Regions from separate parts of the Homo sapiens genome. Here region 1 is linked to region 2. A link is a loop called in an ENCODE intact Hi-C map of the cell type or tissue named here. Cell type or tissue: GM12878. All regions are shown on one strand. Each heading gives the region's core, and the rest is flanking DNA. Links, peaks and the distances in the headings are about the cores only.

Evidence for each region. Peaks named below come from ENCODE experiments on the same cell type or tissue, not always from the same donor. Only the 100,000 strongest peaks of a DNase experiment are listed, where the experiment ranks them.
Region 1: a loop joins it to region 2, with 3 times the contacts of the local background. A loop is called at or near these places in 7 of 110 quality-filtered maps.

The regions. Positions count from the first base shown.
Region 1 is chr5:97,526,645-97,544,368 of GRCh38, forward strand. The region is part of intron 2 of LINC01340 (long intergenic non-protein coding RNA 1340); the gene reads left to right. Among named protein-coding and RNA genes, the nearest start is that of LINC01340, 31 kb to the left of the region's middle. In GM12878, for the core only: a CTCF peak has its summit at 7,642 (motif pointing left); a DNase peak (open chromatin) is centred at 7,683.
Region 2 is chr5:97,186,772-97,202,198 of GRCh38, forward strand. No RefSeq gene overlaps it. Among named protein-coding and RNA genes, the nearest start is that of RIOK2, 11 kb to the left of the region's middle. RefSeq lists a silencer at 6,487-6,536. In GM12878, for the core only: no CTCF peak of the experiment used is centred there; a DNase peak (open chromatin) is centred at 6,290; H3K4me3 peaks cover 456 bases; H3K27ac peaks cover 1,460 bases.

The sequences.
Region 1 (17,724 bases), core at 6,301-8,800, 340 kb after region 2:
GTCTTTCCACAAATATTTTTTGGGATAGAGACAGTTTTGTGCTTCAGAAGCTAATAAAAATAACTTTGTTATTTTTTTTACTACCTGACGGTCACCATTTTAGGAAATTTACTAGTATTATCTTATTTTGTTCTTATAGCAGATACTATTTACTATCCACATTTTATTGATAAGGAAACTGACAAAGAGCTTAAATAAGTTGCTCAACATCATGCAGGTAAGAAGTGATAGAGCTGGGATTTGGTTTCCGTGTCTTACTCTATTCTAAACCATGCCATTTAATACAGATCATTATTTGTAGATGTGTATTTTTAAAAAGGCCACTGTTAGCTTGAACAGCCCATTCACTGTACATTTTTAAAACAATAGCTGTACACCATTAGAGCTGTGCAATTCTAATTCATTAATTTTACAGATGAGAAAGTTGATACTCGTAAGGGTAAGGTATGTATGCAAATGTCCAACATCAGGCCACCCGTTGGTGTAAAAGGTGGCTTAAAATCTAGTATTCTCACTCCTGACTGGGTCCTCTTCCCACTGACCACACTGTCACCAATATACCCTCTTCAAGTAAATCTTTATTAAGATAAAGATTGCAAGTTTGTAGTACTTATTAATAATATATATCTTTTGTATAAAAATCATCTCCAAGCATAATGTCACCTAATGTCTTATAGCATATTTTATAATGCAACACACACACACACACACACACACACACACACACACACGGGTTTTTTTTTTCCCCTGATTTTTAGTTTTTCTCAGTAGAACATAAGAAAAATCCTTCTTATGTCCTTCAGGAGTGAAGGCAATAATCACTCTTGTTCAAAAGGTCATATTTATATTATTTTAGATATCATTGCATCTTTTTTATAATGTTAGCATGTTTCAGTTTTTGAAGCCTTGAAGCCAGTGTGTGTGTGTGCGTGCGCGCGTATGTTGCATTATTGGGGATTGGGACACATGGTACAGTGAAAAATATAGCCACAGAAATAACTGGCTTGGAGAGCTCCTGTATCAACCTTTAGGTTAAAACTACCTGGGTAATGTCCGGGTGCAGTAGCTCACGCCTGTAATCCCAGCACTTTGGGAGGCCTAGGCGGGTGGATCACGAAGTCAGGAGATGGAGACCATCCTAGCTAACACAGTGAAACCCTGTCTCTATTAAAAATACAAAAAATTAGCCGGGCGTGGCGGTGTGTGTTTGTAGCCCCAGCCACTCTGGAGGCTGAGGCAGGAGAGTGGCCTGAACCCGGGAGGCGGAGCTTGCAGTGAGCCGAGATGGCGCCACTGCATTCCAGCCTGGGCGACAGAGCAAGACTCCATCTCAAAAAAAAAAACAAAAACAAAAACAAACAAACAAACCTACCCGCGTAAGAAAGGGCCACTTACATCACAAAGCATTCTTCAAAGAAAATGTTAATACGTAAAATCCTGATATGAGGTGAATTTTCATTAAATTGTTTTAATTTTTAATCCAATCGAATTCACAATGATGGTACTTTATGGTGCATATACAATACTTACGTGCCATCTTTTATTCATGCAGTACTAAGTATTATGTTCAGGGAGTTATTTAAAACAAGAGAGAAAATAGAAGATTCAGCCTTTTTCCTATGGGTTATAATCTAGTAGAGAGTTAGACAAGACAAAACTAGTGGAACTAGAGAATGGTTCAATGCTTTAAGGGAAAAAATGCAAAAACAAATTCCTGTAGCAGTTGACAGGAAGGAATGGCATTTGCTAAAATATATTAAGTGCTTACAGTGTGCTTGGGTCTTCAAGAGGGTCCACTGAATCCTGCCCTGATCCTACCCTGAGCTCAGACTAGATTCAGAAATAGAAAAGAGTAGCAGATGCCTGCCAAAATAGCATTGCTTTAAATGACAAAGACTAAATTGTGGAAGTTATCCTAACATGAGAGGGGTCTTCTACTCTCCTCCAGCTAAAACCCAACTCCCAAGAAGAAAAGCAGAGGAGGTGAGTTGTGCTGTTTGTTCTTCCTAAATTCACCAATGAGATTAAAGCACTCTCTTCTGGTAAAAAAAAGAAAAAAGAGAGAGAGAGAATATGAATTACATAAAGCAAAATACTAATCCCGGTTCTGTAATAAAATGGGCATGGAAAGCTAAAGCAATTAAAGGGCATCATCAGCAGCAGCATTATCATTAACATCAGCATCATCATCTTGGAACTCTTAGACAATAAAGCCTATTCTAGGGTGGCATGCATGACATGGGCTTTTGTTTAGTTAAAAAAAGATGTCACACAATCTTCAGCATATATCCCTTTTCAAGTTCCTGTATTGGTCATCCTGGCTCCCCAACATTTGATCTCTTGTTTATTGTTCTGACTGAACACCCTAAGTCCTCCCTCTGAAACATAATATTTTTTTCTATCTGGGAGAGGACACTTAAAAGAATAAGTCAGTGCCTTACTGTGCTCATACTAACAGATGTTAGAAAGTAGCTCAAGCTGGGAGAACGAGCCCCTAACCAGCTGTTTCATAGCCTGTAATTACAGCCTTAATAAATGAATCATTTCCTTCAGCTGGCACTAGTTGGGATCTACGCGTAACATTTTGTGTGTTAGCTGTTCTGGAAGCATTTCACTGCTTGCTGATGCTTTAGCACGGAGGTCTGTGAAATCAGGTATCTAACAAAAATCACCCTGATAGTATATAAAGTATAGGCAAATTTAGTGACTGGTGGTGGGCTCATATGAGAAAGAGAACTTATCAAGTCCTTGGTAATGTAATTGGCTTAACTTATTAGACTGTAGGTTAGAATATAAAAATCAAACTATAAAATTAATCTGCTGTACAGTGTGCTAATTAACCAGCTGGGTCAGCTTTGATAGTCTTAATTTTACAGATTTCCTTGAGGACATAATCTAGTTTGGTGACTCAGAGCTGTATCTCCCTCCTGCTAGGACTTAATAGTAATGGCTCCTGTTTTTTTTTTCCTCAGGATGTCAGAGACTTCATCTTTATTTCTTTTGTTAGATTATATCCTTTTCACATCGAAATCGCACTGGGGACATTGATATTAGACATTGCATTATAAAAGTCCAGATTTTCCTATGTCTGTCTGCACAGTTTTTTCTCTGGGGTGATTAATGGTCATATTTCAGAACAATGAATCGTATTTCAGAACAATCATCCCAGAGTGAAATAGAGGAGACAGAAATAAAATAGCAACAAGGGGTAGATTGAAGGTAAGAATGTGGGCTTGGTGCAAAGACAAAGATGAAGTGGGAAATCAATCAGCTGCGAGCTTCTTCAAAATAAAGCAATGTGGGATGTGAAGAAGGGGAATGAGCAATAAAAATCAGTTCTCTTCCAAGCCTTAAGCTTACAAAGCAATCCAGCTAGGGAGACAAATAAAACAATACAAGCAAAAACATGTCTTAGAATAACATTTTTGAGGATGAAGATAATATATGCTTGATATGGGGCATTCATAAAATATAAAGAAAAAAATTACCTGGAGATCACCATTGTGAATATTTCTATGTATTTTCTTACAGCTTTTATTCTTCTCTAAATTTTCTTTTCTACTCATCTGCAATCATTTTTTGTGTGTAATTTTGTATTCTCCTTTTTCAGCATTATGTCATAAACATTTTCTGAAGTCAACATTCCGAAAACATAGGTATGACTTTTATTGCTGTTTTTTTATCAACAAAATTTACACACATAGAAAAATTTAGAAAATAAAGAAAATAAAAGCTACTGATGCTATTGATGATATAAATGCACATACATTTATGTGAATTCTGTAATCTATGTATAACATGTATGTGATCACATTATCTTTATTATTTTGTGATATGCTTTTTGATACTTAGCAATATAGTGTGGATATCTATCATTTATCTGCCCCGTCTTTCAAATGTATATACAAGCATTATTTTTAATAAATACATAGTGGTATTCTATAATTGATTTAATCTATCATATAATATTGACTTTCATATTGCTTCCAAATTTTACTTTTACATGTAATTATGCAATTAGTCTATACAAATATTTTGCCATTTTTTACTGATTTTTTAAAAAATACATTTTTAGAATCCATAAATTCATACCAATTAACAGACTTCCTGCTAATCCTTGTTGCATATAATAGTAATGGGTAATTCCCTTAATCATATTCAATTTACTAGGCAGATGATATCTTTAATGTTTATTTTTATTAATATTGATATTTAAAATTTTTATTTTTAATATAGTTTGATTTAATATCTTTGATTTTATTATAGTTATTACATATTTGTATATTAATATTTCTTTTGTAAATGGCCTAATTTTTAATTTCTCACTTGTATACAAGGAGATAATTCACATTTTTATTATTTATAATTGTTATTTTGTTGACTGCATGATATCATATATATTTAGCATGATGAATATAAAAGAGACTTTTTCTGTTGCATCTATATTTTGGCTACAGCTTCAAAGCTGAGAATGATATGGATACGTATCCTCACGATTTTAATGGAGGAACTAGACACAGCCTATACACCCTTCAGGATCTGAGTGTTTCAGAGACCCATTCATCACCATTAACAACACCCAGAGATTCATTTTTGATTTACTAAGATGGAATACTTAGAGAGGAATTTGCAAAGAGAAAACTGTTATTTCTCCTTCTCTTCCAATCCTCAAGCAAAATGAAGGCAATTCCAAGAGTTCTTGACTGCACCTTTGAAGTTGTGGAGCACAGCTAATGGAAAAGGCTGGAGGCAGGAGCAGGCTGGAGCAACCACAGAGGCAGAGCCAAGAGATGGGGCAGTAGGAGAATGTGGTTAATGTGTCTGGAGTGGGGCGAGGTGATTTGGAAGGTTTCTCTAGAGGCAAATGGTAGACAGCCATGTCATCTTGTGTGATCTCCCCATGGTGGCAAGTCAATTTTCCAGTTGTTCACGCCCCAAATCTTGGAGTCACTCTTGACTCCATATCTCTTCTGTAGACTACATCTAATTTTGCTCCCAATCACCTCTTTCGGGGTTGCTATTGTAATCCAAGTCTCCATCATTTCCAGTTCAAACTGAAATTGTTGTATGTTTGCCACTTCCTCCCCTGATTAGTTTCAACATAGCACTCAGAGTAGTTCTTGTAATGTTTAACTTGAATTATATCACAGCTCTGTTCAGAACTCTATTTCCTGTGGCTTCATGTCTTAAAGTAAAAGCAAAAGTCTTAAAATTGGCATATAAGGTTCTATGTTATCTGTCTCCCCATACATATATTTGTTCCTTTCTGAGCTAATTTCCTAGCACTTTTCCTCTTCTCATTTGGCTACACACAGGGCACTGCTCATTCAGCCTTCAGCTTGCCAAATGTGCACACACCCCAGGGCCTTTTCACTTACTATCTCCTCTGCCTGGAACATGTGTCCCCAGATATGCATATACTTACTCCTCTACTATATTCAGGTAGCATCTCTTAGGCCAGCTTTTTAGAAAGTCTTTCCCTTGCCATCCTTGATATTAGCATTTCCTTCAGTCACCTGATATCCCCAAATTCCATTGTATTTTTCTATCAGGCACTTGTCATGTGACATATTTTTATATGCTTATTGCTTTATTGTTTTAGTCTAACGTTAGAATGTGAGCTCTTGGAGAAAAAGGAGTTTGTCCATCTTGTTTTCTTTGTCCTATCACCACAGCCTACTATAGAGCAGATCACAGAGGAAGTATTCAATAGATATGTGTTGAATAAATGATAGATGCTTCTGATTTAGAAGCAATAATTTTTCCTCAAGTATGCTTCTTTTTCTCTTCTTTGTTATGTTAGTTTTATTTAATACTCATGGCTAGGTGCGGTGGCTCATGCCTGTAATCCCAGCACTTTGGGAGGCTGAGGTGGGCAGATCGCCTGAGGTCAGTAGTTTGAGACCAGCCTAGCAATCATGGCTAAACTCCATCTCTACTAAAAATACAAAAATTAGCCGGGCATGGTGACAGGTGCCTGTAATCCTAGCTACTCAGGAGGTTGAGCAGGAGAATCGCTTGAACCCAGGAGGCAGAGGTTGCAGTGAGCATTGCATTCCAGCCTGGGTGACAAGAGCGAGGCTGTCTCAAAAAAAAAAAAAGACTCATAAATTCCCATTTAAAGAAACATACTGATAATAGTTGTTTAGTCTTCTCATGGCTAGACTAACTGGTATATCTGTAGCACTTTGACATATGGGATGTGTGTTTAGTAACCTCCCATTTAATGCTTTAGTTAATACTGTAATACATAATTTTGTACTCTTCTACATTGTACTTTTGTTATTTAAAAAGCTTTCTTGTAAGCAAGTGTCTTCATTTGCTATTGCATCTGTAACAAATTACCATAAATGTAACACACCACAAATTCATTATTGTACAGTATTGGTCAGATGTCTGACACTGGTTTCCATGGGCTGGAGTTACGGTGGTGGCAGGGTTGGTTCCTTCTGGAGGCTCTGGGGTAGAATCTGTTTTCTTGCTTTTCCAACATCTAGTGACCACCTACCTTCCATGGTTCATGGCCCCCTCCTTCATCTTCAGATCTGGCAGTGTGGCACCTGTGACCTAGCCAGAAAAAGTTACCCACTTTTAAGGATTTCATATGATTAGACTGGGTTCACCTGGATTATCTCTCCATCTCAAGTTCCTGAAGCCTAATCACATCTGCAAAGTCCCTTTTGCTATGCAAGGTAAGATATTCACATATTCTGAGGCCCAGGGTGTGACTGTCTTGGGGATTAGGGACCTTAATTGGCCTGCTACAGAAGAAAAGAAAACATTGCTATCTCTCATGCTTGTTCCTGCTGACCTCTAAGACTAATATCTTATTTCTCTCTTTTTCAGAACAGCTTTCTTAAAAAAAAGATCACTATCTGTTCCCTCCATTATTCATTTCACTCTCACTTTTTGATCTCTTGTAGTTAATATAACTTCAAATTCCACAAACATTTTGAAAATATTCTCTCCAAGCCTGACACTGACCTCCTAATCACCAAAATGTGCTGATCTTTTGCCTCTGTGTATTAAAATAGGTCTGAGAAACTAGTAGGCAGCTACACAGTTCCCATAACAACTGGGAACGATGGAGCCTGATGGCTCAGGCCAGCCTACAGAACCCAGATGCCACTCCCTGTCGTGTAGAACTTGCCCCCTGGCCCAGTAATGACCCACTCTTGCCCTCATGTAGAAATGTGGCTCGCTTTTCAGCTCATTCATTTCTCTTCCATGTGTTTCCATTTCTCTTCCATGGAACATTGTTCCATGTGTTCTCTTCCATTCATTTCTCTTCCATAAAACTCTCTAGCTTTACACTCTTTCTCCAGAAGTTTAGCTTTTCTTGTCATGTTCTTTTTGTAACACCCACCCGTCTTTCTCACTGCATTAACATAAAAATCTCAGCTCCTTGGTCTTTCTGTTTTCTAAACAAGGTTTTTGATGTCTAAACCAGGTGCCCCTTTTCTGTGGGGAATAATTCTGAGAAAAACAGCCTTTTCTAAAGTAACTTAAGTGCCTCCCTTGTTACTTGGTCACTCTCTTTATTCAATCTTGCCCTCCTTGAGGGCAGCACTGAACAGAACCATAGCTTTAGGGCACTGCTCTGAAAAGACTTGTTATTGGGCCCTGAGTGAGGGTGACCTCTGGTGGACACAACTGATTCTTTTTTCTCATCATGTGTTATTGCTGCTATTGCTATGTTTGTTTAAATTGTGGTTAACCATTTTTAAGTGTACAGCTCAGAAGTGTACAGTCACATTGTTGTGCAATCAATCTCCATAACTCATTTCATTTTGCTAAAGTAAAACTATAATCCAGTAGTAACTGTCCATCTCCCCCAGGCCCTGGCAACTTCCATTTTACTTTCTGTCTTTATGAAACTGACTATGCTAGGAACTGCATGTAAGTGGATCACATGGTGTTTATCCTTTTGTGACCAGCTTATTTCACTTAGCTTAATGTCTTCAACATTCATCCATACTGTAGCATGTGTCATAATTTACTTTCTTTTAAAGGCTGAATGGTATTCCATTGTATGCAGAATACCATATTTTGCTAATCTATTCATCTGTTGATGGACTCACGTTGCTCTCACATTTTGGTTATTGTGAATAATATTGCTGTAAACATGGATGTACAAATAGCTCTGGACACTCTGCTTTCAATTCTTTTTACTATAGACCCAGAAGTGGAATTGCTGGATCATCTGGTAATTCTATTTTTTAAAAACTTTTTTTACTGATACACAATGAATATACATATTTTCATGGTACATGTCATAATTTGATACATTAATATAATGTATAAAGATCAAATCAGGGTAATCGAGATAATAATCACCTTAAATATTTATGTCTGTGGTGGGAACATTTGAGTTATTCTCTTCCAGCTGTTTTGAAAGGTACAATAGATTAATGTTAATTAATGTTAACGAGTCACCCTACTCATGTCTCAAATACTAGGTCTTATTTCTTCTAACTGTATCTTCTAACTGTATATTGGTTCCCATTAATCAATCTCTCTTTATCTGACCCTCTGCCTTTCCCACCTTTCTGGTTTTCTAGTAACCACCAATCTACTCTCTGTCTTCGTGAGAAGTCCTAACCACAGATAATTCTATGTTTATTTTTGGGAGGACTGCCGTACTGTTTTCCACAGCAGCTACACCATCTTACATTGGCATCAACAGTGCACAGGAGTTTTGATTTCTTTAACACTTATTTTCTGTTTTTATTTTAATACACCTAATAAGTTTGAGGTGGTATCTCATAGTTTTGTTGTTGCTGTGTTTTTCCCACTGTTTATTAATCATACACCATGTGTCAAGAGCTTTTAACACTCTTGGCAATCCTATGAAGTAGGCATTACTTTTCCAACTCACTGTTGAGGAAATGAAGGCTCAAAGAAATGAAGTGAGGTATTAAGTAGTAGAACTGGGTCAAATCTAGGTCTGTTTATCTGAGGTGCATACTTTGAAAGGTGATGCTCCCTCATATTCAGTGTACCTGGTTTGTTTTAGGTTTCTATCATACTCAATTGTAAAATTTTTGAAATAATCTTTTTTTCTCTTCCCGTCACTAGGAACTCTATCTATTGCTCGCAGAGCTAGAAAAATGATAAGGAGATTAACTGCCCAGCATTTTGTGGACCAACATCTCTGGGCTTTATTGTTCCTCTTCTTCACTAGTTGAGCACATATTTCTTGAGTGTCTATGTAACATACTATATTTGGCCCTGAGAACACAGCAGAATAGGCAAGCTAGATCTCTCTCAAAGCACATAGGGGCTTTTAATCTTGATGATGACTTGTTGATCTATCTCATGATGCCGTGCAAAGAAGTCATTTGGTCAGAAACCACTGAGGATTCTTTAATAGGGATCTTTGAATGCCATAGCGGGATGGGTGAAAAGCAGGGTGTTGTACAGGTTGAAGGTAGTTGGCAACATCTGAGGCTCATTAGAGGAACAACTTCCAGATCCCTATGTCCTACTGCCCACTTGGCCACCTTTTAAATTCTACATTCTTTTTCCTCTAGGGTCTCCTTATTTTCAAGATTCCAGTAATCACCTTTGTGCATGAGTCTTTACCTCCACCTCTCTTTGATATCTCCTCCATTCCTGGGGGCCTGTACACATGTTACCCACGTGACATTTTCTCTTGAATGTCATGTTGTACCTTCAAATTTTGCATTCAATTTTCAAATTCAATTTCAAATGTCCCTTCAAGTTGCAAATGGGCTCATACTTCTGATATCTCTTTTCTATTAGTGTTACTTTATATTCACTTGGGCTTCAAACTTTAAAGTCATTTCTAATCTGTCTTAAGTCAACCAACTACTCAGTATTAGTAATTTGTCCTTGTTGACATTCTTTTCGTATTGAACCCAACTAACCAAAGAGCAGAAGGAACACACCTGTTGTCAATAAAACTAGAATTATTTAACTTGCTGTGGCAAAGAACATACTTTAGGAAAATCTCACAAGTGTTTCAGTGAGGTAATTTGGGATGGTCTTCTAACTGGGTTTGAGTTTGTATGGATGATTTTGAGGAAGGCTTAGGGAAGTGAAGGCTATTTTTTGAATCAGGGACATTCAGTGATTGAAGGTCAATAATTTTTATCTAAAAGGTGAGAGAATTAAAAAATGCTGGAGTTATTGATAAAACAAACAAACAAACAAAAACTCCAGGAAACACTCAGAGAAAGATGATATGAATCAGAGAAAGGTAAATTTAGCATTTTGTGGTCAGACAGTGGCCTTGCCTATGTCTTTCTCTGAACATGGTAATGGAGTAGACTGAGAATTTTCTATTTCCGATTATGAACATCACAATCTGGTTTCATTTTCCCAACAGGGATTTACTTTTCTTTCTTCCCTCACCTTCCATCCACATCTGAACTTATCCCCTCCTGTTTGAACAATTGGAGGAGCCATTTTACTTTCCTGTGCCTCTCTCGCTCTGCCCACTCTACTCTGTTCTTCACATCATTGCTGAGTCAAAAAACATGACTTTAAGCTTGTTACTCTTCTGCACAAAAGACTTCTTTGGGTTTCTATTGCTTATAGAAAAAGTCCACAGTCATTATTTTGATACTCAAGGAAGTACACACTCTATTTCCAATCACCCTTTTCAGAACTCCTTCTCAGGCCTCCCTTACTTTTTAGTCTAATTTGAATATAATATTTGCTTTCTAGTTTTTATGCCAGTGAATGCTTGATGTGCTGTTAATATATATATATATTTTATATTACATATATAATACATTATTATATAAAAAATACGGATTTTTTGGGGGGGTCTAGAACAGACTTGCTGAATGTGAACCTTCAAGTGGGAGTGTAGGTAACAGAGATTTTATTTTCATTTTGTTTCTCTCTCTCTCTTTATTTATTTATTTATTTATTTATATTTTTTGAGATAGGGTCTCACTCTGTTGCCCAGGATAGAGTGCATTGGGGTGATCAGGGCTCACAGCTGCTTTGACCTCTCAGGTTCAAGTGATCCTCCCACCTCAGCCTCCTCAGTAGCTGGGACTACAGTCACATGCCACCATGCCTGGCTAATTTTTTATTTTTATTTTTATTTTTTGTTGAGACAGGGTTTCCCTATGTTGTTCAGGCTGCTCTTGAACTCCTGTTCTCAAGCAGTACTCCTGCTTTGGCCTCGCAAATTGTTGGGAATAATAGGCATGAGCCATTGAACCGGCTGCGATTTCATTTTCTTAAGGTGATTGTGCTGCAGATTGCTTATGCACCACATTTTGGAGTGCATTATTTTATGGCATTATTCATGCTGTTCCCTCTCTCTGGAAGATGCTTCAATTACTTGAGTTGTCCACCCTTTAAGTCCAGTTGAGAAATCTGTCCCTAACTGCCTAAGCTTAGAGTCCCTCTGAATCTGACCTGTTATAGTATTCATTACATGTATCATGTTACTCCTTTGCTATCTTACCCATTAGAGCTTCTAAGTGCTTTGAAGGCAAGAGCCTTGCCTGTATTTCTTTCTAACTCTCATTGTCCAAGGGCAGTCTTTTATAAACAGTAGGTGTTCAGTAAATAACCACAAAAAATAGCAACATGGTTCACTGATACTCATTAAATTTGAATATAAAAAATAATTTCAATCAGCGGAATGGATGTTCCCTAATACTGATCTCCACTGCAAATTAATAATTTCTATATAATGTTTAGTCAATTATTAAGGTCCTAATTTTAATTTTAAAAATTGAGCCACATTGAGAATTTTAAAAAATCATTTTGTAGTAATTTTTTTTGAGACTTCTTATATTTGCGTTTTAATATACATGTTTTCAGACAGAGAGAGGGAGAGAGAGAAAGAGCTTACCTTTAATCTGTGTGCATTTTTATTATAAAAATTGAAACTCAGGAGATAAGGAACCTCATTTTATTGGAAAGGTATGCAAAATTTACAAACTTTTCACACAGCTTCTCCAAGAAATCTTATTATGTTTTGGGATTTCAGCCTGGTTGATTTAAAGAGTGGTGTTTCTAAAGATTCTTATCACACTCCTTACACTCTCAGTTCAATCTTAGCAACTTGGATATAGAAAAATGGTTTTCCTTTCCCCTGGAAGGAGTGGTCTCTAAACACAACTGACTTTGAGGCAATTATTTCCTTTTCCTTGAAGTGTAGATATAGTCTCTGCTACTACACAGAGTAAAGTGTAAAAATTTAATCACCCACAAGCCTTCTTTCTTATTTCCATGCCTATGAATCTATATAACAAAAAATACCTTACAGAAAACACATAAAACTTTCACTGTGGTCATGAATTGCTCCAAACTGCTCCTCAGTCTGTGAATCTCAATGAGGCTGTAGAATTGGGTCTCTTGAAGGAGTACAAGCAGTTCAGTTGGTTACTCTTCAGTCTTGAGCGCCATCTGCACTGTTGGAGGCTTTGTGTTCACGACCTTATTCACAGGCATCACTTAGACTCTATTGTCTAAGGCATGGAGGGCTGACAGGGTGTGATGCAGCCATTTCCTGATTTGCACATTTAGACTGAGTGTTCAAAGCCACAGAGCATTGTCTTTGTTGATACACTCAGCCCTACATTCTGTTAGGTGTTTTTGCTGGTTTTGAGAAGAGAGTTCTTCAACATGCTCTTTTCTATCAGAGAGTAAATAGACTGCATGTTACCTGTGGCCACAAGGTGCAGAGACTGGGGTTAGAGTTCAGTGGTAGAGCATTTGACTGCTTACGGTGCAGAGAGACAAGCAGTCCCCAGCACGTATGAAGTGCTGGAGCGTCCTCACTCTGCTGTCTCATGACTGTGTGCTCGCACAAGCCAGCACATCTAGTGGCACCTGGTTATTGCCCTAAGACCTCCTTTCCTCTCTTCATTGATTATCTGTAAAACATGTAATAGATGAATGAAAAAATAAACACTTGGATATAAAAGATATGTTTGTTTCCATGATCAAATAGTTTGTGTATAATTCAATCAGTGACTTTTTGACCCCCCAATTAAACAACATGTAGTACAAGAAAATAAAGGAACCCTTTCATGTTGAAGGTGAACTTGTGAAAAGAGAAGAAAAAGAGGAGGTATTGATAAAGCACAAAGACCATGAAGGGCATTAGTGTCCTTACTCAACCTTAACAGGGACTAAGGTCTGAGAAAAGTCAAACACAGATGTTCCATCCTATAAGGGACATTACAGATATCTAGTCTGATTCTCAACCCTGGTTGCATATTAAAATTGTGTAAGAAATGTGGGTATTAACTGGTTATTGAAATACAACAGGTACACACCATGAGTGTACGGCTCAATCATTGTATTAGTCTGTTCTCACACTGCTAATAACAATATACCCAAGACTGGGTAATTTATAAAGGAAAGAGGTTTAATGGACTCACAGTTCCACATGGCTGGAGAGGCCTCACAGCCATGGTAGAAGGCAAAGGAGGAGCGAAGTCACATCTTGCATGCCGGCAGGCAAGAGAGAGCATATACAGGGGAGCTCCTCTTTATAAAACCATCAGATCTCATGAGATTTATTCACTATCATGAGAATAGCACAGGAAAGACCTGGCTCCGTGATTCGGTTACCTTGTGGGTGCCTCCCACAACACATGGGAATTATGGGAGCTACAATTCAGGATGAGATTTGGGTGGGGACACAGCCAAACCATATCAATTATTAAAAACCACAATTTCTTTTGCACCAACTTAATAATTTTCACGAGGTAAATATGCCCCTGTAACTACCATCAGATTGAGAAATAGAACATTTCTAGCCACAGAAGCCCCCATATTTTTCCTCGTCATTATCTTCCCCACAGAAGTAACTGTTGTCCTGACTAAATACTATAAATTATTTTTGCTTATTTTTGAAATTTATATACATGGAATAATAGAGTATTATGTTCTTCTGTGTCAGGCCTTTTTCCTTTTCTGCCCAAAACAATGTTTGTGAAATTCTGCAAATATCAATAGTTCATTCCTGGAAAACATTCTCATTGTTGTCCACTACCTAATTTATGAATATGCCACCATTTATTTACCTATTCTACTGTTAATGGACATGTGTTGACTGCAGTTTGGGACTACTGCAAACAGGGCTGCCATCAATATTACTTTATAAATATTTTGGTGAATATATGTAAATATTTTGTGGGGCGTATACTCAGGAATAGAATCATTGGACCATGATATATGTGTATGTTCAGTTTGGTGTGCACGGCTACTTATTTTCCAAAGCGATCATACCAATCTACACTCAAATTCTAATTGCTACATATTCTTACCTACCTAGAAACTTTAAAAAATACCCAAACTCAAGCTCCATTCAGGCTCTACCCCAGAACAATTAAATAATAATTTTTGGGGGAAGTGTGTCCGGAATTGGTCGGTTCTTGGTCTCACTGACTTCAAGAATGAAGCCACGGACCCTCGTGGTGAGTGCTACAGTTCTTAAAGGCAGCGTGTCTGGAGTTTGTTTCTTCTGATGTTCCAATGTGTTCGGAGTTTCTTCCTTCTGGTGGGGTCGTGGTCTCGCTGGCTCAGGAGTGAAGCTGCGGACCTTCGCGGTGAGTGTTACAGCTCTTAAGGCAGCGCGTCTGGAGTTGTTCATTCCTCCCGGTGGGTTCGTGGTCTCGTTGGCTTCATGAGTGAAGCTGCAGAGCTTCGCCGTGAGTGTTGCAGCTCATAAAGGCAGTGTGGACCCAAAGAGTGAGCAGCAGCAAGATTGATTGCGAAGAGCAAAAGAACAAAGCTTCCACACTGTGGAAGAGGACCCCAGCGGGTTGCCACTGCTGGCTCCAGCAGCCTGCACTTATTCTCTTATCTGGCCCCACCTACATCCTGCTGATTGGTCCATTTTACAGAGAGCCCGGTGGTCTGTTTTGACAGGGCGCTGATTGGTGCTTACAATCCCTGAGCTAGACACAAAGGTTCTCCACATCCCCACTAGATTAGCTAGATACAGAGTGTGGACACAAAGGTTCTCCAAGTCCCCACCACAGTAGCTAGATACAGAGTGTCGATTGGTGCATTCACAAACCCTGAGCTAGACACAGGATGCTGATTGGTGTGTTTACAAACCTTGAGCTAGATACAGAGTGCTGACTGGTGTATTTACAATCCCCTAGCTAGAGATAAAGGTTCTCCACGTCCCCACCAGACTCAGGAGCCCAGCTGGCTTCACCCAGTGGATCCTGCACCAGGGCCGCAGGTGGAGCTGCCTGCCAGTTCCGCGCCTTGCGCCTGCACTCCTCAGCCCTTGGGTGGTCGATGGGACTGGGCGCCATGGAGCACAGGGTGGTGCTTGTTGGGGAGGCTCCGGCCGCACAGGAGCCCACGGGGTGGGGAGTGTGGGGCTCAGGCATGGCGGGCTGCAGGTCCCAAGCCCTGCCCCCGCGGTGAGGCAGCTAAGGCCTGGGGAGAAATCCAGCGCAGTGCCGGTGGGCCGGCACTGCCGGGGGACCTGGCACACCCTCCACAGCTGCTGGCCTGGGTGCTAAGCCCCTCAGTGCCCAGGGCGGCGGGGCCAGCCGGCTGCTCCGAGTGTGGGGCCACCAAGCCCACATCCACCCGGAACTCCTGCTGGCCCACAAGCGCCATGTGCAGCCCCGGTTCCCACCCATGCCTCTCCCTCCACCCCTCCCCGCAGGCTGAGGGAGCTGGCCCCAGCCTTGGTCATCCCAGGAAGGGGCTCCCACAGTTCAGCAGGGAGCTGAAGGGCTCCTCAAGGGCGGCCAGAGTGGGCGCCAAGGCCGAGGAGGCGCCGAGAGCGAGCGAGGGCTGTGAGGGCTGTCGGGACGCTGTCACCTCTCAGAAGGACCAAGAACTGACATTTAAAAAAACTCCCTACATGGTACTAATGTGCATCGGGGAAGAGAACTGAAAATTGTAATTATTCAGGTGAAGTAACTGGGGTATGAAGAGATGAAATGCTTTGCCCAAGCCAACCCAACAGTGAAAGGACCAAGGCTAGATGCCAAGTCTGACTCCTGCCCCATGGTTTTTCTTCCTAGCTGGTCTGATTTGTATGTACTTCCTTAGTATGCCATGCTCATATAGTGAAAATGAACTTTGGCTTCACCTATACTTTTAGAGCACTTTTTTTTTGTTTACAAAGCAGTTTTTTTTAGGCTTTGAAGGGTAGGTAGAGCAGGTATGCAGGACTGGCTACATCATTTGTGAGATCTAGTGCAAAATGAAAATGCAAGATTCCTTGTTCAAATATGATTAAGAATTTCAAGACCATAACAGCAGACATTAAACCAAGCATGGAGCTCTTCTAAGAGTGGGGTCATGTCTGATTGCACAGGTAGCACGTTCGTAAAACTGTCCCCATAGGTGTTATTACAGTATTTGAAAGTTACAGATGAAGAAGTAAGGTTTGGTGACTTGGTAAGTGGTTCAGTTCAGAGTTGAGACTGGTCCGATAATAACTGCTTTGGCTTTCTGGCATAAATGATGGATATGTTTCTCTTTTCTAGGATTTAAAAAAAAAGAAAAAAAAATGATGTAGATTAATTGCAAAATGCATACAGAGGGAGAAATTTTGAAATAAAAAGGAAGGAGGGATCATTTGGCAAAAGGAGTAAAGAACACATTTTGGGAAAGTGAGATACAACTAACTGCTGTTAAAACTGACACGGGCTCCTTGCCTACTCACTCTTTCTGGACATTTATGTTCTTTTCTCCTGAGACATTTGGCTGATAAACTCCATCCAGATGTTTGGACCCTCCCAGTAGATACCTTCGTAAGCCTAGTGTTGGGAACGGTCAAAAAAACAGATGGAAAAATATACTTCCTGGAGTCAAAATATTTAATAAAACATGGAAACATAATGAAACTCTCAAATAGGCATGAAGTTGGAAACAGAACTGTAAGAAGTAACTCTCAATTGTACGTGTGTGTGACAAAGTAAGAATAATAAAAATCTACCCTAAATATCTCCAATTAATTTGTTTCTCCCCATGCTATCCCCACAATATTCTTACAAGCCTATGACAAACTTCATAAACTAGAGATAGTTTGTAATCAAGGAGCTACATTATCAGATATCTATTTCCATGAGGGGAGGTAATTTCTGATCAATTCTGGTACTTTTGAAGTTTCTTTTTGCCTCTTTTTAGTTGTTTGGGGATATTTGTGAATGGCAAATAGTAATATGTAACTAACACTTCTTTCCTTAACTTGGTCTTTTTTTCTTACGAGTGGCTTCAGTTGAATTAGTTTGTCTTCTGAAGATGTGCAAAGGCATTTCTGACTTTGGCCTCTCTCGTACACCAGACCCTTGTAGCTCTTCCATCCCACGAGAGTGAAGACTCTGGACACAGAACTTAGAACTTGAGCCCAAGCCACCAGATACTTGAGTTAAGGGGTCTGGTGGGCCTTTAAAACAATCACGTACCCTTCTTTGCTTTCATTTTCTTTGTCTATAAAGTGGGGATGTTATGGACTATGTCCTCTCTACCATCCCAAATTCCTATGTTGAAGACCTAATCCCTAGTACCTCACAATGTTGCTGTTTTTGGGGATAGGGGCTTTAAAAATATAATTAAGATTAAGTGGGGTTGTTAAGGTGGGACCTACTCCAATATGACTGGTTTCCTTATATGAAGAGGAGATTAGGACACACATAGTCACAGAGGGAAGACCATGTGAAGACAGAGGAAAAAGACATAAATCTATACACCCAGGAGAAAAACCTCAGAAAAAAGATTAACCCTATTGACACCTTGATCTTG
Region 2 (15,427 bases), core at 5,276-7,775:
ATTTAAAGCATAGATTCAAGAAAAAGAAATTTTGTATATTTACATTTAAGATATTATACTAGCTAAAACTCAGAAAAAATTATGATAGATTTTACTGCATATGGGTGGTAGCGCCATACATTTGCATATAAGGGATATCAGTGGTGGAAAAAGACACAGAATGGAAGATAGGGATGTGTGGAGTTTATGGCAAGTTTCAATGGGAGACTCACAACACAAACTTGTTGAATTCAGAAGCATGTTCAGAATACACAGCAGAGATTTATATACCTTTTGAAAAATAGCTCCTGGCGTGCTGCAGAGCCCTGGGAGAGATGTGTTGCTTGGCGCTGAGATATCACACAGGTGACATCGGGGTCACAGTTGTTCAGTAATGATCTATCCTAAGATGAAAGTGGTACGTGCAGGAGTGAACACAAGCAGGACCAGAGGGTGCAAGCTGCATGAGCAGGTGGACTGGACTCTTTCATGTCATCCACTACCATTGCCCAAGTGCCTTTCCCTCAACTTATATCTCCATGGGTGATACCTTTGATCAGTTGGTGAAGCAAAAAAAGCCCACATTAGATTCACGGATGGGTCAGTTTGATTTTGTAGTTGAACTACAGCTCTATTTGTGTGTCCTTGAAAGAGAAGTGATCAGGGAATATCCTCCTGATGGGCAGATCTTTGGAAGGTGCACTTCATCATTCACTTTGTGTAGTAAGAGAAATAGCCCCAGGTTAAAATATACATGGACTCATGGGGAAGGGTGAATGGCTTGGCTGGTTGGAAAGGGACTTGGAAGAAGAATTAGTAGATTGGGAACAAGGATGTCTGAGGTAGAGGGGTATGAGAAAGGATATATGGGTGTGCACAAGAAATGTGAGTAAAGGAACTGGTCCGTGGCCTGGGGGTTGGGGACCCCTGCTTTCGAGTCAAAAGCCTCGAGGCCTCCTTTGGTACTACACCACAGTTAAACTTTTTCCTTTGCCTAATCCTACTTCTTTCCCTGCTCTTCTTAAAGAGTTGATCATAAGAGCACTCTGTATTAATATTCCCACATGCCACTCTGCAGTACAGAGTCGGCTTCGTGTGAAAGTCCACCTTCACCAGTGTTTTTCTGGGCCTTCAGCATAGTGATAATGGGACCCTTCCATAAAGGTGGGATAGGCAAAATAAGACCTCCAACTGAGAGATATTATCATTGGCTTAACTCTGACACTAACTAGTTTTTGATCTTGGGTATGCCTTTAATTTCACTCATTCAAACAAGTTTTTATTTTGAATGTTTACAATGCATTTTGGTAGACAAAACTCAGTTCCTTTACTCAAGAAGTTTATAGGTCTAATGGGTCATAGGTTCTTTATTTGTATTATGAAGGGGATAGACTTGAATTAGTGTTTCTAAACCTCTTGTTCATTTAAGTCCCCATCACAGACCCCGTCACCTTCATTTCTTTGTGGTTGAGAATCACTCTCTTCTGTGTATCCTTAAGGACCAAGAATATTTGGTTAACTGAATATCCAAAACAATCTTGATCAGTAAATCTTGTCCCTTACCCCCCTTCCCACCTGAATCCACAAAGCTCATTGTATCATTCTTATGGCTTTACATCATCATAGCGTAGCTCCCACTTAATAAGTGAGAACATATGATGTTAGGTTTTCTATTCCTGAGTTACTTCACATAGATGGAATCTCCAATTCCATCCAGGTTGCTGCAAATGCTATTATTTAGTTCCTTTTTATGGCTGAGTAGTATTCCATGGTCTATGTGTATGTATGTGTGTGTGTGTGTGTGTGTGTGTGTATCACAATTTTTTTTTTTTTTGAGATGGAGTCTCGTTCTGTTGCCGAGGCTGGAGTGCAGTGGTGCAATCTCGGCTCACTGCAAGCTCCGCCTCCCGGGTTCACGCCATTCTCCTGCTTCAGCCTCCCGAGTAGCTGGGACTACAGGCGTCTGCCACCATGCCTGGCTAATTTTTTGTATTTTTAGTAGAGATGGGGTTTCACCATGTTAGCCAGGATGGTCTAGATCTCCTGACCTCATGATCTGCCCACCTTGGCCTCCCAAAATAACTGGGATTACAGGCATGAGCCACCGTACCCGGCCAACATATTTTCTTTATCCACTTGTTGATTTATAGACATTTGGGTTGGTTCTATATTTTTGCAACTGCAAATTGTGCTGCTATAAACATATGTGTGCAAGTATCCTTTTGTATAATCACTTCTTTTCCTCTGGGATTGCTGGATCAAATGGTTGATCTACTTTTAGTTCTTTAAAAAAATCTTCATGCAGCTTTCCATAGTGGTTGTACTAGTTTGCATTCCTACCAGCAGTGTAAAAGTGTTCTCTTTTCACCACAACCATGCCAACATCTATTATTTTTTGATTTTTGGGTTATGGCCATTCTTGCAGGAATAAGGTGGTATCATATCATGGTTTTGATTTGCATTTCCCTGATCATTGGTGATGTTAAGCATTTTTTCATATGTTTGTTGGCCATTTGTATATCTTCTTTTGAGAATTGTCTATTCATGTCCTTAGCCCACTTTTTGATGGGATTGTTTATTTTTTTCTTGCTAGTTTGTTTAAGTCAATTCCTTGTAGATTCTGGATATTAGTCCTTTGTCAGATGCATAGTTTGCAAAGATTTTCTCCCACTTTGTGGGCTGTTTTTTCTTCCTAGTTTGTTTAAGTCAGTTCCTTGTAGATTCTGTATATTAGTCCTTTGTCAAATGCATAGTTTGCAAAGATTTTCTCCCACTTTGTGGGCTGTTTACTCTGCTGATTATTTCTTTTGCTGTGCAGAAACTTTTTAGTTTTATTAAATTCCATCTGTTTATTTTTGTTTCTGTTGCATTTGCTTTTAGGTTCTTTGTCATTAAGTCTTTGCCTGAGCCAATGTCTAGAAGGGTTTTTCTGATGTTATCTTCTAGGATTTTTATGATTTAGGTCTTAGATTTAAGTCTTTTATCTATTTTGTGTTGATTTTGTATAAAGGGGAGATGAGGATCCAGTTTCATTCTTCTACATGTGGCTTGCCAATTATCCCAGCACCATTTGTTGAATAGAGCGTCCTTTCCCCACTTTATGTTTTTGTTTGCTTTGTCAAAGATTGGTTGGCTGTATTTGGCTTTATGTCTGGGTTCTCTTTTCTGTTTCATTGGTCTACATGCCTATTTTTATACCAGTGCCATGCTGAGTTGGTGACTATAGCCTTATAGTATAGTTTGAAGTTGGGTAATGTGATGCCTCTCTACTTTCCAGGAATTTATCCATGTCTTTTAGGTTTTCTAGTTTATGCATGTAAAGGTGTTCACAGTAGCCTTGAATGATCTTTTGTATTTATATAGTGTCAGTTGTAATATCTCCTGTTTTGTTCCTTATTGAGCTTATTTGTATTTTCTCTCCTCTTTTCTTGGTTAATCTTGCTAATCGTCTATCAATTTTATTTATCTTTTCAAAGAACCAGTTTTTTGTCTTATTTATCTTTTTTTTTTTTTTTTTTGAGATAGAGTCTCGCTCTGTCGCCCAGGCTGGAGTGCAGTGGCATGATCTCGGCTCACTGAAAGCTCTGCCTCTGGGGTTCATGCCATTCTCCTGCCTCAGCCTCCCAAGTAGCTGGCACTACAGGCACCTGCCACCACACCTGGCTAATTTTTTGTATTTTTAGTAGAGACGGGGTTTCACTGTGTTAGCCAGGATGGTCTCAATCTCCTGACCTCCTGATTCATCCACCTCGGCCTCCCAAAGTGCTGGGATTACAGGCGTGAGCCACCGCGCCCAGCCTTATTTATCTTTTGTATTGTTTTATTTTTGTTTCAATTTCATTTAGTTCAGCTCTGATCTCAGCTATTTCCTTTCTTCTGCTGGGTTTGGGTTTGGTTTGTTCTTGTTTCTCTAGTTCCTTGAAGTGTGACCTTAGATTGCCTATTTGTGCTCTTTCAGACTTTTCGATGTTGGCATTCAGTGCTATGAAGTTTCCTCTTAGCACTGCTTTTGGTGTATCCCAGGTGTTTTGATAGGTTATGTCACTGCTATCATTCAGCTCAAAGGATTTTAAAATTTCCATCTTGATTTCATTGTTGACCCAGTGATCATTCAGGAGTAGGTTATTTAATTTCCATGTATTTGCATGCTTGTGAGGGTTCCTTTTGGAGTTGATTTCCAATTTTATTCCACTAGAGTCTGAGGGAATACTTGATCTAGTTTTGATTTTCTAAATTTATTGAGACTTGTTTTGTGGCCTATTATATGGTCTTTCTTGGAGAATGTTCCATGTGCTGATGAATAGAATGTATATTCTGCAGTTGTTGGGTAGAATGTTCTATAAATATCTGTTAAGTCCATTTTGTTTTAGGATATAGTTTAAGTCTGTATTTCTTTTTTGACTTTCTGTCTTGATGGCCTGTCTAGTGCTGTCAGTGGAGTACTGAAATCCTCCACTATTATTGTGTTGCTGTCTATCTCATTTCTTAGGCAGGTCTAGTAGTACTTGTTTTATAAATTTGGGACCTCCAGTGTTAGGTGCATATATATTTAGGATTGTTATATTTTCTTGTTGGACTAGTCCTTTTATCATTATATAATGTCACTCTTTGTCTTTTTTTGTTGTTGTTGTTGCTTTGAAGTCTGTTTTGTCTGATATAAGAATAGCTACTCCTGCTTGCTTTTGGTGTCCATTTGCATGGAATGTCTTTTTCCTAGTTTATGTGAGTCCTTATGTGTTAGATGAATCTCTTGAAGTCAGCAGTTAGTTGGTTGGTGAATTCTTATCCATTCTGCCATTCTGTATCTTTTAAGTGGAGCATTTAGGTCATTTACACTGAAGTTAGTATTGAAAATGAGATACTATTCTATTTGTTGTGCTAGTTGTTGCCTGAATACCTGCTGCTAATCTGATAGGTTTTCCTTTGTAGGTCACCTGATGCTTTTGCCTCACAGCTCTTAAGATTCTTTCCTTTGCCTTGACTTTAGATAACCTGATGATTTTGTGCCTAAGCGATGATCTTTTGCAATGAATTTCCTGGGTATTCTTTGAGCTTCTTGTATTTGGATGTCTAGATCTCTAGCAAGGCCAGGAGCTTCCCTCGATTATTCCCTTAAATATGTTTTCCAAACTTTTAGATTTCTCTTCTTCCTCAGGAACACCAATTATTCTTGGGTTTGGTTGTTTAACATAATCCCAAACTTCTTGGAGGCTTTGTTTATTTATTTTTTATTATTTTTTCTTTGTCTTTATTGGACTGGGTTAATTTGAAAGCCTTGCTGTCGAGCTCTGAAGTTCTTTCCTCTACTTATTTGATTCTATTGCTGAGACTTTCCAGTGTATTTTCCATTTCTCTAGGTGTGTCCTTCATTTCCAGAAGTTATAATTGTTTTTTATTTATGCTATCTGTTTCTCTGGAGATTTTTCCCATCCATATCTTGTATAATTTTTATTTCTTTAAGGTGGTATTCACTTTACTGTGGTGCCTCCTTAAATAGCTTAATAATCGACCTTCTGAATTCTTTTTCTGGCAATTTGGAGGTTTCTTCTTGGTTTGGATCCATTGCTTGTGAGGTAGTGTGATTTTTTTGGGGTGTTAAAGAACCTTGTTTTGTCATATTACCAGAATTGTTTTTCTGGTTCCTTCTCATTTGGGTATACTATGTGAGAAGAAAAGATCTGGGGCTCAGGGGCTATTTTTCAGATTCTTTTGTCCCACGGGGTGATCCCTTGATGTAGTAGTGCTCTCCCCCTTCCCCTAGGGATGGAGCTTCCTGAGAGCCGAACTGCCGTGATTGTTATTTCTCTTCTGCATCTAGCTACCAGTGGATCTACGAGCTACCAGGCTCAAGGCTGGTACTGGGGCATGTCTGCAAAGAGTCCTGTGATGTTATTTATCTTCAGGTCTCTCAGCTATGGATACCAGCATTTGCTCTGGTGGAGGTAGCAGGGGAGTGAATTGGACTCTATGAGGGTTCTTGGTTGCAGTTTTGTTTAGTGCACTGGTTTTGTGTTGGTTGGCCTCCAGCCAGGAGGTGGTGCTTTCGAGAGAGCATCAGCTGTGGTAGTATAGGGAGGATACAAGCTTGCCTTAGGGTTGCCTGCATAAATATTCAGGTTTTTCAGGTGGTAGTTGGGCCCATAGAGCTCCCAAGAAATTATGTTCTTTGTATTTGGCTATCAGGGTGGGTAGAGAAAGACCATCAAGTTGGGGCAGGGTTATATGTGTCTGAGCTGAGATTTTCTTTATGTGTGGCTTGCTGCAGCTGCTGTGGGGGGCAGGGTATGGTTCTTAGGCTTGCTAACGGAGTTATGTTCCCAGGGGGATTATGGCTGCCTCTGCTGCATCATACAGGTTACCACAGAAGTGGGGAAAAGCCAGTAGTGACAGGCCTCACCGCAGAGCCTGAAGGGCCAGTCTTACTCCCACCGTGCCCCACCAACAGCACTGAGTTTATTTACAGGCAGCTGGTGAGCAGGGCTGAGAACTTGCCCCAGGCTACAAGCCTCCCTGCTGAGAAAGCAAGCAGGGCTTTCAGGTTTCCTGCCTCCCCACATGCCACAGTTTCTGTGCTTGTATCTGTACTCCTAGGTTGCCCCCTCCCTTGGATTCGGTCCAGGAAACTTCGCCTTCAGTCAAAAGTGTTACAAAGTTTGTCTGGAAATTTCCTTCTCCCTTTGGTCTTTCTGTAATTCCACTGGCAGCCCTCCTCAAGGACTCCTGCGAGAGAAAGTCAGGAATGGCTTCCCTGGGGACCGAGAGTGCCCCACAGGGCTCTTTCTGCTGCTTCCTCTACTTCTGTATTTTGCTTGGCTCTAAGTTTGTCTCAACTTCAGGTAAGGTCATATTCTTCTCCCATGATCTAAATCTTCACATTCCCCAGTGAGGATGTATGTTCAGGGGTGGACATCCTTCCTCTCACACTTTGGGCACTCACAGTTTTCTGGCTGTCTTACTGAGCCTGCCGCGGCAAGCTGCTTCATTCAAAGTGTCTATGGATTCTCTTGGTTTTCCTGGTATGTTCCTGTTGTAGTTCTTGGAGCAGAAGTTCATAATGTGAGTCTCTGCATGCTGCTCTGTCCATCTGAGTGGGAGCTGCAAGTTAGTTCTGCCTCCTGTCTGCCATTTTTCCCAATAGATCTGTTTTGATCATTTTACATTGTATACATGTATCAAAACATCACATTGTTCCTCATAAATGTATATAATTATGGTTTGTCAATGAAAAATAATATTAATAAAATATTTGGTTAAGATTTGTTTTATGAAAATAATATATTTTCATTTTGCAAATAGAAAACTATATCACACTGGTAGATACTCATTTTCAAACTGTACCTCCCAGTCTCTTAGTGATTTTGATAGTTCCACTCACCTTGAGAATTACTGGATAGGTGATTAGTCAGGAACCAGTCAGTGGACAGAAGCCGTCTTAGTTATTTAAACAGAGCCTTTAATATTCAGAATGTTAAATTAGGCATAAAGTTCACTAGATAACTAAAAAGGGGACATGAGAATATTAAGGCACTACAGCTACTACCACTAGGGTTGGAGGAACAAAAAGAAGAGATTGAAATTACTAACACTTAGATGCTTAGAAGAGAGGACCCACAGACCTGACAACCTGACATCTGAGTAGGGGGCACTGCCATGTTGGTGCTAATATTTCTGGGCCGGGAGGACATGATAAAACTTGTTTTCCAAGTGTTGGAAAAATTGCAACTAAATTCAGCTGATGCTGTGGAAGCTCCCTGCTGTTGCTGGGGTAAAGAAGTGTTGTCAGGGTGATGCTAACAAAAATGGCACACACACAGGAAGCTTGTAGAAAGCAAACAGGAAGAAGACAGAGGAAGCAAGTTGACTCTTCCCACTTCTAAGATCCCTTTTTGGCAGAGTGCAACGTGGAGCCAGCTGGCAAAGCCAAAATGGAATTTAAGGGTCTCAGTCCTAGCATCAGAGGCTAGAGTGTAGAAGTCTGGGTGTAGAGCTAAGAGACAATAGCTTGATAAGTGGCACAGCCTGTATGGTCTTTTTGAGATCCAATTTGCCTGTTAGACCTGCTGCATAGGGCAGTAATCAAGTAGGCATCTTAATGGCTTGCCTTTTTTGAGATATTGTCTATTTAGGTTCCTTGATTTAGAGAATATGTAACTTGTTTCAGATCTTTGGTCGTCTACTTCATTGACTTCAATTAATGAATTTACCTGTTTTAGTTCTGTGCTTGTTTTACTTTTTTGTTGTTGTTATATCTTTGTTTTCAAAAATTAAAAATAATTCCATTACTCTGTTAGAAATGTTTATTAAATAGGGCTTTTAAGTTACCTAAAATAATATGTATAATTGTGTAGGTTACAAATTCGAATACTAAATGTGTTATTCCAAGTTACTCTATGCTAGAATTTTAAATGTTTCCATACACTAAATATGACATCATTTTATGATTTTTTTCTTTGGATAGTAAATCTTGGTTTTAAAAATATTATTTCGACCATTGGGTATTTAACTGCCTTATATTAGAATAGCTTTTTTAGTCTAAGCTACTGCCTGACTTCCAGACTTGGTTAAATATTCTTACTACTCCCCCACTTTTTTTTTATTTGGCTTAATGTACTCCTCTTTAATGTGAAAACAATATTTTTTCAAACAGGTCTCCCAAGGATAAAATTGTTTGGTTCTCTTAGAATGTGCAACTTTGTTAAACTGCCATCTATAGTCTGATGACATCTGAAATTAGCTTTTAAAACAGTGACCGGGGTTACCATAGTGACCATTACTCTGATAATCCAAACTCATTTATTAACCTAGGGAGTTCTTGTCAAGGAAGTCAAGGGTTGGCACTAATTGATTTGAGGTTACTGCCTGAATATTAGTTCATGTTGAACTGATTTGTTTTTCTAAAACATATCTAACATATGTTAAGCCTGTATGGAATAAAGCTCACACAGTGTAGTGTAGCCAAAAATAACCTGTTGGCTGGCCATTTTTAGAACTTTCACTATTTCTATAAATATTAGTGGTAGTATGTTCTATTATTTAATATGTTGCTTCTTTAAAGTCACTGGAGGAATTGATATTCAATTTGTGAATAAACTTAAATGCTATCTTGGGTTTTTCCCTCATGATGCCGGAATGCTTTGGGCATTTTCCTACCTATGTAACTCAAGGTAGGTGGATAAAAGAAGGTGAGGTGAAATGAAAATTTTGGTATTTTTATTGTTGTTTTTACTTTATTGGCGCTGATAAAGTGTTTCTTCAGAGTTTGAAGGCATTTCATTAAGGGTCTTTGCTCATTTAAAGAATCGATTTTTTCATTGTTTTTGCTACTAGATCACTGAAAGTAGATCACAGTTATCTCAACATTAGTTTCTTAAATGTCAAGATAGAATATTACTTATGCATGTTTAAAATGGTTTTAGAACTAAATTTGTAAAGAAACCAATTTTTATTTTTAAAAGTGTATTCTTATTTACAATTTTTAAGAAATTTAATTTGTATTGACAAATAATAGTATATTTATGGAGTAAAAAGTCATGCTTGGATACATGTATACATTGTAGAATGAGCAAATCAGGCTAATTAACATATCCATCACCTCACGTACTTATAAAATCCAACCTTTTGGAAATTTTGAAATACATATTATCACTAATTATAGTCACCTTGCTTTGCAATGGACCACCACAACTTAAAAGTATATTCGTTTTTTTCCCCCTTTTTATAATTTCAGCTTTTATTTTAGATTCAGGAGGTATATGTGTAAGTTTGTTACATGGGTATATTGCACAATGCTGAAGTTTCGGGTATGGTTTATCCTGTCACCCAGTAGCGAGCATAGTACCCGATAGTTTAACCCCTTCCCCCATCCCCATCTCCCCTCCTCTAGTAGTCTCTGTTGTCTACTGTTGCCATCTTTATATCCATGTGTACACAGTGTTTAGCTCCCACTTAAAAGTGAGAACATGCAGTATTTGGTTTCTCGTTCCTGGATTAATTTCCTTAGGATAATGGCCCCCAGGTGTATCTATATTGCTGCAAGGACATGATTTCATTCTTTTGGATGGCTTCATAGTATTCCATGGTGTATATGTACCACATTTTTTTAATCCAGTCCATCATTGGTAGGCTAGGCACTTAAATTAAATTAATTCCATGTCTTTGCTATCGTGAATAGTGCTGTGATGAACCACAGTTGCATGTGTCTTTTTGGTAAAGCAATTTATTTTCCTTTGGATATATACCTAGTTATGGGATTACAGTATATTCTTAATGTAACATTTTGTGTTAAATGTTTTTAGTAATTTCTTTTTCAATATTCATTTTAAATTTGCACTTACATATAAGTGATTGTCAGCAGAATGTGCTAATTGTTCTTTCAACATGCATTCTTTCATTTCATTTTTCCTTTTAGCAACAGAAGCTGCTGATTTCCATCTGAACTCATGACGCCTGAGCCAGAGATGATGTTTTCCAGCCTTGTTAGAGATATATGTAGTTACATGTCTAAGTTTTTATCTGTATATAGGATGGGAGTAGAAATTAGAAATGCAGATTCTGGGTCTTGCTTTAAAACAATGGATATGTGGATCCTTCTGTTTCATTTCAAGGCTGGACCTTGACCATTGTAGTGAATCAGCTTCACTCATGCAGGTAAGGGAAATACTCTCAGGGAATGTCTGAAAAACAAGATGGAAGGACCCTAGTTCCCAGGTATCCCACAGAGCCAGCTACTTTACCATTTTGCTCCACCTACCTGCCTCTGAATATTACGTGAGAGAGCAATACATTTCTACCTTATTTGAGCTATTATATTTTGGGGTCTCTTGTTACATAAGATTAGTTTACACCCAAACTAATATAAGTAAGATTTTAAGTGTAACATTTTCTGATGACTTGAAGTTTCAAAGAAAGCTCTAGAGGCTGAGGCTCAGACATGCTGGTATCTACATTCTACACTTAAGCACTAGACCATATATGTAAGGTTAGCAAAAGGGCTGCCAAAACTCAGTTCTGCTCTTATTAACCTATCACCCACCTCCATACTATGTAAATTAAGTACTGGAGAGTCATTGGAGATTAAAAAATGGAGGCCTATATTGAGAATTTCTTGGGAGAAAGATGTCAGTGTTTTATGATAATTCCTCCTTTGCCTTTCCCATGGTTAGGAGAGTGTTGCTGGCCTTGACTAAAGCAAGTGATGGGGCTGTGAAGAGACCCATTTAGAGAATTTCACATGTGGCTCTGAGAATTTAGGGAATATTGGGCCTGGCAACTGTCTTATTCCTAAGAGTCTTAAGTGAAAATGTGGGCTGTAGAAGTGTACTGGTGAAAACAAAAGGAGAAGGTTGTATTGAGATCATTTTGGGCTTCCATAGTTGGTTGGGAAAACCTCAAAGTGGTTAAAGGAAAGGACTTCGCCCATTTATAACAAGTAACAGTGTAAACCCTTTATGGACATCAGTAATGTGCCAGGTGAATTACTTTGTGGTCACCACCCATTGAACATGAGGCTACAGGATGAATTCTATAATATCACATTATGGGTTACACATTAGATTCCATTGAGGATGATGAAACTTACAAGGTAAATAAGTCAGAATCTAGTCAGGAGTCAAGAACTATAACAATTATTTTAATAGAGAATTTTAAATAGAATTATTAGCCTGGTATTGAGAACAGATACCTTCTTTTAAGTCTGAGAGTAAAAAAGGTAAGAGGTTAGTTGGTATTTTTAACTCATAGAAGCTCAGAGTCAGGATCCTGAGCTGGGACTCAGGCCCTTTAGGAGGAGTCATTGCCTGATTAGTGCTGGTACTTCAGGAGTATGGCTACTGGGCTGGGAACTCTGGGGAGGGGCACTGGCCATCTGGTGTTGGTATCTCTGAGGGACACAATGAGGGTGGTTTTGGGAGTGTAAACTGCAACCTATTGCTACTGTAGTACCACCTGTTTCTGCCAGGGTGAAGTATCATTGCTGGGTGATGCTGAGAGCAATAGGAATTATACAGGAAGTAGCAAGTTCTTTTCTCCCTCTTTCTTCCCTCTAGTCTCCTCTGAGTGCTCCTATTGACAGAATATAACAGGGTGTTTGATATTCCTTTTGTATAGGATCTTGGTTTGAATCATCTCAGGCCAACGTATCTCCATGGGTTCCATATTTTGTCTTCAGGATTCCACATTTTTATTAGCCATTGGAGGGGAATGCAGTTAGTTCCCAAATGTAGCCCTCTCCATTCTGCTGCCATTATCTGCTTTAGTTTTCTCAGGAGCAAGTTATGCAACAAAAGACTGTGGTTCCCAATGGCAGGGAATACATGAGAAATTTTACAGGCTTTTTTTTATTCTTTCTTAAGTCTCTCTAGGCTTGGGGTGAAGCACAGATACCACCTATACTCCTCTTGCAATGGCTCGAAATTATAGGACAGCTGTCTTCATGGAAATCCTCTTCACAAATACTTTTGATGTGTTTCCTTTTTGTTCTACTTTTTGTTTTAAAGAACAGCCAATGATATATTTTGTCTGTTTTCATAATTGTTTATACTGGAGGGTAAGTCCAATACTAGTTATTGTAACATGGCCAAAAGCCTCCTGTAAATCCTTTCTGTAATTACCTTTTCTCCACTCAAATTCTGAGTGCTAGATGGCTGTGTAAAATCTTACAACATTTTTTAAATAGCTCTGCTTTTATAAGGGCTAGAAGAGGAGGGAACACTTTCCAAATCATTCTATAAAGCCAGTGTTATTTTGATACTAAAATTAACATATTACAAGAAAAGAAAACTACCAACGAATACTCCTATGAATATGGAGCTTAAAAGCGTCAACAAAATATTAGCAAACAGAATTCAGCAACATATAAGAAAGATTATATACTATGACTGATCAGAGTTTATCCTAGGAATGCAATATTAGTTCAATATACCAATCAAAGAAAATGTAAAATACAAATGCAAAAACCAGTCAGTATAACAGATCACATTAATAGAATAAAGGAAGAAAATCACACGATCATCTCAAAAGATGCAGAAAAAGCATTTGAAACAATTCAACTTCTCCTGACAACACTTGAATACAAGCAAACTTCCTTAACCTGATAAAGGGCAACTGTGAAAACAGACTAACATTTTGCTTAATGGTGAAAGACTGATAGCTTTACCCTTAACACTAGGAATAAAAGACAAAGATGTCCACTCTAATCTCTGCTATTTAACATTGTACTGAAGGATCAAGCCAGGGAAATTAAGAAAGAGAAATATAAGGCATCCAGATCAGAAAGGAAGAAGTGAAACTATCTTTATTTATAGATAACATGATCTTGTGTATAGAAAATTCTAAGGAATACATACACACACAAATTATCAGAACTAATAAACGATTTTAGCAATGTTGTAGGATACATGATCAGTATGCAAGATTCAATTATATACTTCTATTTCTTAGCAATAGATAAACCAAAAATGGATTTAAGAAGATAATTTCATTTATAATAGTATCAAAAAGAATAAAATAGGAATGAATTTAACAAAAAATTGTGAGAACTATACAGTGAAAACTTAAAAACATCATATAAAAATTACCAAAATAAGAAAGACATGGATTGGAAGACTTAGATGTGTTTAGAGGACAATACTCTTCAAATTGATCTATAGATTCAGTGCAATCCTATCAAATTCCCAGATGCCCTTTTTTGCTGGAATTGACAAGGTAATCTTAAAATTCATATGAAAATGCAAGCCAAAATAATCTTGAAAAAGAAAAACAAAGTTCAGCACAGACACTTCTCAATTTCAAAACTTACTACAAAACAACAATAAGTCAAAGCAGTGTGGTACTGGTTTAAGGATAGATACATTGATCAATGGAATAGAATTGAGAATCCAGAAATAAACCTTATATTTATAGTTAATTGATTTTTAACAGGGATTCCAAGAAAATTCAGTTGGGAAAGAATAATCTTTTTAAAAAAGTGGTTCTGGGACAACTGGATATCTATATGCAAGTAAATAAGGTTGAGTTGAACCCCTACCTATATGAAAAACTTAAAATGGATCAAAGATGTAAATGTAAGAGCTCAAGCTATAAAATTCTTAGAAAAAAAAACAGGCATAAATCTTCATGATCTTGGATTAGGCAACTATTTCTTAGATATGATACTAAAAGCATAAGCATGAAAGGAAAAATACATACATTGGATTTCATAAAGAGTTAGATTCTCCCCCTTTCAGGAGGCAGTGCTTAATTTTGCCTTTAGTGTGGTCTGGGTTTAGTAACTTCTAATTAAAATAATATAGAAAGGGAAAATTAGTAACTTTGTAGTCAGAAACGTGGCTGACATTATCTTAATCAAGAGATCAAGGTTGCTGTTTAGTCTGTTCTCACATTGCTGTAAAGAAATACGTGAGACTGGGTAATTTTGTTTTTTTTTTTTGAGACGGAGTCTCACTCTTCTGGCCCTGTCTGGAGTGCAGTGGCGCAATCTCGGCTTACTGCAACCTCTGCCTCCTGGGTTCGAGCAATTCTACTGTCTCAGCCTGTACACTGGGAATTTTTAAGAAAAGAGGTTTAGTTGGCTAATGGTTCCACAGGCTGTACAGGAAGCATGGTAGCATCTTCTTCTGGGGAGGTCTCAGGGAGTTTTACTCATGGTGGAAGGCAAAGCTGGAGCAGGCATCTTCACGTGGCTGGAGCAGGAGGAAGGGAGAGAAGGGGGAGGTGCTACACATTTTTAAACAACCAGATCCCATGATAGCTCACTCGCTCACTTTCACAAGAACAGGACGTAGGGGATGGTGCTAAATCATTCATGAGAAACCGCCTGCATGATCCAGCCACCTACTACCAGGCCCCAGCTCCAACACTGGGGATTACAGTTAAACATGAGATTTGGATGGGACACAGATCCAAACCATATTATTTACCATCACCAGTAATAAGTCATACTGATATGTACTTCCAAGTATGAGGTGATGAGAGGGGCACTTCATCTGTATAGTATTCTTGTCAGGGATTCCTGACCCTGGTATCATCATGAGAAAACATCAAACAAGCCCAAATTGGGAAACAAAATACATACCACAGTCTACAAAATACATACCACAGCAGTGCTCTTCAAAAGTTGTAAAGTCATTGAAAAACAAGGAAAGACGGAGGGACTCTCAGAGACTGGAGGAAACTAAGGTGAAATCAAGTCTAAGTGTAACGTAGTAACCTGCTTTGGATCCTGGAACAGAAAAATGGCATTATTGGAAAAACTGATGAAATTTGAACTTTGGTTAATAGTGTTGTACCCATTTCAATAACTTAGTTTTGACAAATGTACCATGATTATGTAAAATATTAAGATTGGAAGATTAAAGGAAGTGGTACCTTCTCTGTAACACTTCTGTAAATCTAAAATTATTTCAAAATACAAAGCTTAAAAAATTACTGTAATTTACATGCTCTGTCATTT